2 separate regions of the Mus musculus genome follow, and region 1 is linked to region 2. The links are chromatin contacts, found by POLR2A ChIA-PET in ENCODE. All regions are on one chromosome and are shown on one strand. The core of a region is the stretch at or near the end of the contact, and the rest is flanking DNA. Distances in the headings are between cores, read along the strand shown.

The links. ChIA-PET counts read pairs that join two places held with the same protein, here RNA polymerase II (POLR2A).
Region 1: POLR2A ChIA-PET joins it to region 2 with 12 read pairs in Patski. The contact joins the promoter of Rtkn here to the enhancer-like site in region 2. POLR2A ChIA-PET finds 5 or more read pairs at or near these places in 3 of 5 experiments (Patski and embryonic stem cell).

Annotation. Positions count from the first base shown.
Region 1 is chr6:83,133,803-83,137,918 of GRCm38, reverse strand. Rtkn (rhotekin) reads right to left here and starts at 2,111. Exons shown (of 12, transcript NM_001136227.1): 1 at 1,860-2,111. The coding sequence starts at 1,970.
Region 2 is chr6:82,995,090-82,999,433 of GRCm38, reverse strand. All of the region lies in intron 4 of M1ap (meiosis 1 associated protein), which reads right to left. Among named protein-coding and RNA genes, the nearest start is that of Gm32644, 25 kb to the left of the region's middle. Within about 2 kb of position 2,558, at least 1 of the 3 ENCODE cell types and tissues checked has a DNase peak (open chromatin) inside an H3K27ac peak, as active enhancers do.

The sequences.
Region 1 (4,116 bases), core at 862-3,361, 140 kb before region 2:
AATGAGCAGGGGTTCCTGGGAGGAGAGGCCAGCTGCAGAGGGGGCTCTGGGCACAGAGTGTCCAGCCTGGAGTTGGTGGCAGCTGTTCTCCCAGCTGTGGAAGAAAAAGGCCCTTTCATTCCCATTTTGGCCCCTCCCCCGCTCCCGCCCACATCTCTGGCCTGGCCGATCGAGAATGTGCGTGCTGCGAGGGCAGTGAGGGGCAGGCACAGCTGGAAGGGGGCAGGGAAGGGACGCCTCCTGCTGATTCTACGGAATCCTGAGGCTTGACGGGAGATCAGAACCGACCGAGGGAGTTCTGGCTTAGTTTGAGAAAAGTTAGCGACAGAAGTGAGGACATGAGGCGACTTGAGCCCAGGGAATGGGACAAAGGGGTGAGTCTGTAATGCAGCCCAGCTCCCAGGGTCACCCCTTCCAATGCCGGCCCCCATCCAGCACGCCCCACCCTGGGCTCACAATTACCTCGCTTTTCCAGCAGAAGGGAGGAGAGAGAGAGGGAGAAAGTCAGGGGTGTGCCTGGCTGCTGCTGGCCCTGATCCCCTCTCGGGGCCCCTTCCCTTCCAGACAGGAAACCAGCCCCGGGTCCCAGCCAGCTGCAGGGCTGTCCCCCACCCCCCTACTCCGGGACCGTGGAGTCACACTCAACCCGGCGGCAGGCCTGGCCCAGCAGCTCCGCCCCGACTCCTCAGCTATGGCTCCCAAGGCCTGGCATATCCTTGCAAGGCTCAGGAACACGAGCCCTCCTCCAGGTCCCCAACCTCGCCCCTGACTCCCCGACGCTGGCCACGCGCGGGTTCCTTGGGTCTAAGTTGCTGGGGCGGGAGGATGACAAAACCCTCCACTCTCTTCTGACTCAGAGAAAGCTTGGGACTGCGGGACACGGGCGTGAAAAGAGCCTTTGTTCTGGGCAGCCTAGAAGGAAAGGGCAAAAGCCAGGCCTGGAATCCCAGGCGGGAGGGGGGTGCACTGCTGGAAGAACCACCACGCTTAACCCTTCCCGGGCCAGTGAGGGATACAGACTTTAAACTGGGACCTCCTTGAGCATGTGGGAAGATGACCTTGGGGACATAAGTCTCTTTGGGGTGGCCAAGCCCCTCTCATTTCTGACTTAGCCATGTGCCTCCAGTGCCTCTCCAGTTTAGAGATTTAAGCATAGGGCTCAGAACGTGCTGACAGGGATACTCTGCTGCTGCTGCTGCTGCTGCTGCTGGTAGTGGTGGTAGTGGTGGTAGTGGTGGTAGTGGTGGTAGTGGTGGTGTGGTGACTCAGGCTAGAGGCTAGAGACTCTTCTTAGGCCCGAGAAGGGAGGTGGAAAGTTGGGTGTGACCACACACACACACACACACACACAGAGAGAGAGAGAGAGAGAGAGAGAGAGAGAGAGAGAGAGAGAGACATGTTGCCCTCCAGGAGTAACAGGGCATTGGGAGGACTTCAGACAAGTTACAGAACTGTGGAGACAACGGAGGTTGGCCTAGGGGGTCCGCACAGAGTGTGGGATGCTACTGGTAGCTGGGAACCGGCTGGGAACCAAAACAAAATTTCAAGTATTGGAGGATGCCTGGCTGCCCAATGTCCTTGGCCCAGGATACTAGAGGGACCTGGGTTTAGGCACAGTTAGGGAATTTAGAGCCTCTCGTGTGGACGCTAATCGGGACTTTTTAAGGCAGAGGCAAATTACCTCAACCAGGCAAGGCATGGCTTATACAGATCAGATGGACCCGCACCCTGTCCACACCTGGATTTCCAAGTCAACAACTTGAGCTAGAATAGACCCAGATCCTGGCGCGCCCAGGAGTCGGGGTGGCCAGGGCTACCTGCCAGAGCTGGGAGGGGAAGGCAGGGACGCGGCCTCTCACCTCCGGCGACTCGCTGAAGAAACTAAGTCGGAAGCGGCCGCGTTTGAACTCCATCTCCAGGGCGGAGCCCCTGGCCACTGTGATCCGACTCCGATGGTTTCGAGAGAACATGCTGGCAGCCCCTTGCCCAGTACGCTCCTGGGATCAGTCTCTCGCGGGCTTGGGCTCCGGTCCCTCGACGGCCGCCCTCCTACCAGTACAGCCGGGAATCTCCCCCAGCTGCCCGGTTCCCAAACCCCGCCCCCGGAGACGACACCTGGGCTGGGCAGGGCGCGGCACCCTCCTCTTCCACCCCCGCTAAAGTCCCGGCCCGTACTCGGGTGCCAAGCCAGTTTGGGTCGACAGTTTCATTGCCAGAGGCACCCTAAAGCACTCCAGCAGTGCCTGAGAGCTTCCATCCTTTCGGCTGGATTAGCTCACCAGCACTTGGGGCGGGTCCCCAAATCCCCTCCTCTGCAGCACCCCCCTCCCTACCTGTCAAACTGGTGTCCTGGAGCTCGGAAAACACCGGTAGTCACACTGCACTTTCTGGTTCTAGCTTGACTTGGGACCGCCCAAGTCTCACTTCTACAGTTGAATGCTTCTCTCTCCCATTCAGACTCCCCTGCATGGCTACCTGTCCATCCACAATGGCCTCGATTCATAAGGGGGAGGAACTTGACATTCCACTTACTTCCCTATGGGACCACAGAACTTTGGTCTAACCACTGAGCTTTCTAGTCTATTCGGTAAGGATATTGCAGTCTCAGTTGCTATGAAAATCGTACATGGGACCAACCTTGAGGCCGTCACAGGGAAAGTGCCCTATAAGCAGAGCTGAGGAGCAGATCCCAGAGCACTGGGCCCTCAGCAGCAAGCTTCAGCCCTCCGGACCCAGAGCTGGAGTGTCTTCAGACTATTACGTAAGGACTGGCTGCTTGCTGGATAGCAGGGTCCAGGTTCCTCACTCCCTGCCCTTACAGGAAGATGGCTCCCTTCTCTCTCCACCAGAGCTCACTAAGACTGGCTCACAGGCTGACTACCCACACTGGGTCTCCTGGAGGCTTCAGAACTGGCTGGGTAGACTTTGCAGCAGGGTGGGGCTACTACAGAGCAGGTGAGCAGAAGGCAGCTCAGAAGCACTGTGCTATACAGCAAGTGACTCAATAGCCTTTTAGAAAGTGGACTTAAAATCCCTTCAGCAAAGTGACTTGGGGGACCGGGCACTGGCGTATATACACCTGATAAATCAAAGGTCAGGCTTTGGTGGGTATCACTTAACTAGGTATCCAGTCACAAAGATGTGTTGTACACACACACACACACACACACACACACACAGAGAGAGAGAGAGAGAGAGAGAGAGAGAGAGAGAGAGAGAGTTTCCTTTACTTCACTTTCATTTTGCTCTTACCCTCAACAGCATAAGATTGCTGTCAAAAATTCTGGGACTACATCTTCTCAGACTTAATTCAACTAAAAAAAGAAAAAGAAAAGAAGAGAAAAAGAACATCTGTGGATTAAGGCTTTTAAACAAGTCTGGGATTCACACCCAGCCATTTGAGATCATTCAATTCAAGTGCCCACACACACACACACGTACATACACACAAAAAGGAAAAAAATTGCTGAGGCCAGATGATTGACTAGACCTGAACTTTGACTAAGAGTCATGCATGCTTGCTGGTCACACCTGAGTGACTTGTGCCCTCCTAGAGAGCAACTAGAACCCAGTCAGCTGGGGGCGGGGGTTGGGGTGGGGGGGGGAGAAGTTCCTCAAAGGATGTTTCAGGCACTAGAATCATGTGAAGAAATGACAAGTGGCAGGGAGAAAGACAGACGACTGTCCATTCTTGCCCCCCTACACATGCACACACAAGCATGCACGCACACATACGCACGCATGCACACATACTCAAACGATGGAGAAGAAAGAGGGAAAAGAGAGGGAAGCAGGCTGAATACCTCACTCCACATGTTCACTCTCGCTACTCTGCGTGAGCTTCCCAGAGAGGGGCAGTCTGTCTTGTCCCGCACTTACGCCCTGCACTTTGCAAGTGTCCAATAAGCATCAGAGGACATACACAGAAGAAGCACACCGACTTAAGATGCTGAGGGAAGTCTCATTGGACTATAACAGCTCATTACCCTGTCAGGAGTATCAGTGCTCACCAGTAATCCCACTACTCATGAGGTGGAGGCAGGAGAATTGCTTGGAGTGTGAGGCTAACCAGTGCTACATAGTTAGACCCTGTCTCAAAAGGAGAGGGAGAAAAAA
Region 2 (4,344 bases), core at 1,309-3,808:
TCAACAACATCATCAACAACAACATTGAAAAGGGTTTTCTAAAACTGTACAGCTAACATGGAATGGCGAGGCCAAGGAAAAGTAGTTCTGCTGAGAAGAAGGGGATGAAGCTGGGTGTGGTGGCCCATGCTTTACCCAGCATGCAGGAGGCAGAGGTAGGTGGATCTCTGTAAGTTCAAAGCCAGCCTATTTTACACTGAGACTTCCAAGTCAGCCAGAGAAACACAGTGAAACTGTATCTTTTAAAGAAAGGTCAAAGAAAGAAATGAAGGAGAATTTTTTTTTTAACAGCAAATATGCTAAAGCTAGACCAGAAGATAAGCGTGACGCTATGCACGAGGGGGGCGTGCAGGCCTCAAGGTTTTGCTGTAGCTTTGCTGATGGTTTCGTCACGGCTTAGAGGACGGGTAGGGAGAAAACTCATCAGAAATGGAACACTAAGAGAGGAAGCAACAAAGATTCAGGTTCCTAGATGTGTCCCAGCGGCAGAGATGTGGATGTCACCTCTGTTCTTGTGGATTACCGCAGTGACAATTCCCTCTCTAAAATGTTCGGCTTTTCCATTAGTTCTGAGGTTGGGAAGCGACATGTCTGAGGGTGCAGGCAAAAAAAAAAAAAAAAAAAAAAAAAAAAAAAAAAAAAACGACTCTGAGGAACGGGTTCTTGAACGCAGCACGTGTTGTACAATGGAGAACGCCCTGCCTTGTTCTCCAGATGAGTCAGGCAGGCAGTCTTCTCAGCACTGTCCATTGTTAGTGTTTCTAACTTTTTAAAAGTTTATTTCATGTATTTTTGTGTGTATAGGTGTTTTTTGCCTACGTGCACGTGTGGGGGACCATGTGTGTGTGGTGTTCACAGAGGCCAGAAGATGGCAGTAGATTTCCTGGAACTGGAGTTACAGGTGGCTGTGAGCCACCTTGTGAGTGCTGGGAATTGTTGGCACTCAAACCCGGGTCCTCCAGGAGAGCAGCCAGTGCTTGTCACTGTGGAGCCATCTTTCCAGCCTTCATTTCTCACCTCCTAACTCACACACTCTGGGGGAGAGTAACAGCAGAGTTTTCTTGTTTGAAGAGATTCTCGTGTCATCCCCACAGAGGTGCTGGGCTTCAGGTTGGAACCTTGATTCTGCTGTCTCAGAAGAAATGGCATCCTTTCAGGGACAAGCACTGGCTGCTCCTCCTAAGGGCTCAGGTTGAATTCTATTGTCACCTCCTCGTGGAGCCATCACTCTTCAGAGACTCCGCCTTCCTCTTCCTCTGTGATGGTCCAGGGCGCTCCTCCCCATTGCCCCCGTTGACACCCTGGTTTTTCAAGATCCAGTTCAAATGCCACCTGTACCTGTCCTGACCCACCCTTCATGTGTAGGTGATGATGGCGAGGCAGATAGCTCATTGTATAGTTTGTGTTGTCACACATTTGATCTTCCCCATTTAAGTGCAGGCTTCTTTTCATGTCCATCCTGCCCCATCCCCCAGCTGGGGCCTTGGCAGAGGCCTGTCACTCCCATTGCTTTTCCTGTGACCCTTCTGCTTCAGCTAAGTTAGTCTCCTTGTCACGTGACTTCCTTCCTTCCTTAGGGCTTTTATTACTCTGTTAATCCGAGGCCTTGCACCTCCTCCAGCCTTTGACTCAGAACGTTGTCCAGGAGCTGTGCTCATATGATCTTTCCTTGTCTGCTTTAATTAGTAACGGAGGGGTGCTTGTGAGCTTCATTGTGCAGTATTAATCATACTTGTTAATTTATTTCTGTTGAAGGCTTTATTTCCCCGAGTTTTTGAAAGGCAGTGTGATTTAGTAGCAAGATCAGGACTTGAGCTGTGCCTGGGATGTTGTTAGTTGTGTGTTTTTGGGAGCAGCAGGGACACTAGAACCTATTTCCTAGTTATCATAACACACTACAGTGTACGTTGTTTAAGAACAGCATGCAGTAGGTCAGCCACTGCCTTCATCCTCCCGTTCCTCTTCCATTTCTTTATCTTTCCCTCCCTTTCTTGCTGTCACTCTGACATGAAACAGGGTCTCACATGGTCCAGCTTGGTCTCAAACTCATTATATAGACAAGGATGACCTTGCCCTTCTCATCTTCCTGTCTCCACTTCTCAAGTTGTGGGGATGATGAGGGTTGGCATTCACCACCACACCATAGTTTATGTGGTGCTGAGGGTCAAACCCAGGGCTTCATGCATGTAAGGCAAGCATGCTAGTAACTGTGCCACACGCCCGGCCCTTCTACTCTTCCCTACTCTCATGGGCAGAAAAAAAAAGGTACTTTCCTTTTTCTTCAAACTGTGTTTTGCTAGGTCATCCTCCTTGGCTTCTGCTTTCCTCTGGGTTAGAACAGCAGCGCCCACTGCAGCATTGCTCACAAACATAACTAAATGTGCTAAACGGGAGAGCTGGGAAGGAGATATTGTTCTTCTTAGATAATACTGAAGCATAGCTCCTCCCAGAAAGCAAGGCATTACGCATCTGATGAAACAGGCCCCTTGACGCGGTGCCGCTCGAAACTACAGCTAACCATTGGAACAACCTTGCCTGAGTCCCTGTAAGCCATAGGAGGTGGCATCCACAGTCTATGTGTGGACTTATTCTGCCCCCTAGTGGCCACAGCAGTGACAGCCTTCACTTGGATTTATTATGAACTGCCACGTGGGTGCTGGAGGAAGTGTTTCGCTGGGAATGGGCTTGAAGAGCTTAAGGACTGACCCGACAGCCAGCTTGCTCTTCTTTTCTTTGTGTTTGTGGCTGAAGCTCTCGGCTTCCTGCTCCTGCCGGCATGCCTGCTGCCATGCTATTCCTCACCATTGTAAACTCAGCCCCCTGTGCACCATAAGCCCAAACAAACTTTCTTCTCTAAGTTGCTTTGGTCATGGTATTTCATCACAGCAACAGGAAAGTAGCTATTCCTCTGAGCTGGAAATGATAGTGATGGCTAGGCTGAGAGCCCACTGGATATGAAATAAGGACACTGGTCACCTAGAAGCATTGCAGACTTTTAAGTGCCATGCAGCTCTTGGGAATAAAGATTAAAAAGTTGCTGCTGAGGAAGTCTACATCTACAGTGATGTGAACATTTGAGATGCTCAAAGTCTTGCCGTTTCTTTCACTTTTTTCTTTTTAGTGAAGTATGTGATCCAAATTGGAAGAAAAATATATCTTAACTACAGGTTTGTTTGTTTGTTTGTTTGTTTTTCTGAGACAGGTTTCTCTGTGTAGCCCTGGCTGTCCTGGAACTCACTTTGTAGAGCAGGCTGGCCTCAAACTCAGAGTTCCACCTGCCTCTGCCTCTCAAGTGCTGGGATTAAAGGCATGTGCCACCATGGCCCAGCTCTCTCTCTCTCTCTCTCTCTCTCTCAAGATTTATTTATTTGATATATGTGAGTATACTGTCTTCAGACACACCAGAAGAGTGCCCTTACAAGATCTCATTACAGATGGTTGTGAGCCACCATGTGGTTGCTGGGAATTGAACTCAAGACCTCTGAAAGAGCAGTCAGTGCTCTTAACCGCTGAGCCATCTCTCCAGAGCCTAACTACAGTTTTTTGTTTTTTGTTTTTTTTTTTTTGGTTTTTCGAGACAGGGTTTCTCTGTGTAGCCCTGGCTGTCCTGGAACTTACTTACCAGGCTGGCCTCGAACTCAGAAATCCGCCTGCCTCTGCCTCCCAAGTGCTGGGATTAAAGGTGTGCGCCACCACTCCCGGCTTTAACTACAGTTCTTAAACAACGGTCCCATTTTCATATCATAGAAGAAGAAGAGGAAGAAGAAGAAGAAGAAGAAGAAGAAGAAGAAGAAGAAGAAGAAGAAGAAGAAGAAGAAGACGACTCTATGTTAAAGATGTCACTTAGTAGTGACTGAGGTGTGCCAAAGTCTAAAATATTACCTGGCGCTGGAGAGATGGCTCAGTTGGTAAGGGTTTTGCCTCTCAAGCATGAGGGCCTGAGTTCAAACCCAGAACTAATGTGAAAATGCTAGGGCATGGTGGTGTGGAGGCAGGAGGATACCTGGGCTCACTGGATAGCCAGTCTAGTCTCGGTGGTGAACTCTAGAACCAGCAGAGACCCTGTGTCAAAGGAGGTGGGTGGCATTCCTGAGGATGGCACTGCTGTGCTCTGGCTTCTACACATACCCCCCACATCAGCAAAGAATAAAAACAGATAAAGTAGTATTTGGCTTGCTAAACACTAGTCTTAGGAGATATTTAAGACTTCTTCATGGGAGCACATGCCTATAGTCGCAGCTCTAGGGAGGCTGGCACAGAATTGCTGTGAATTTGGCTATGGGATGGCTCCTGAGTACCAGGGCAGTCTCTGTCCCATAAAGAGGCCATGTTTTAAAACAAAAG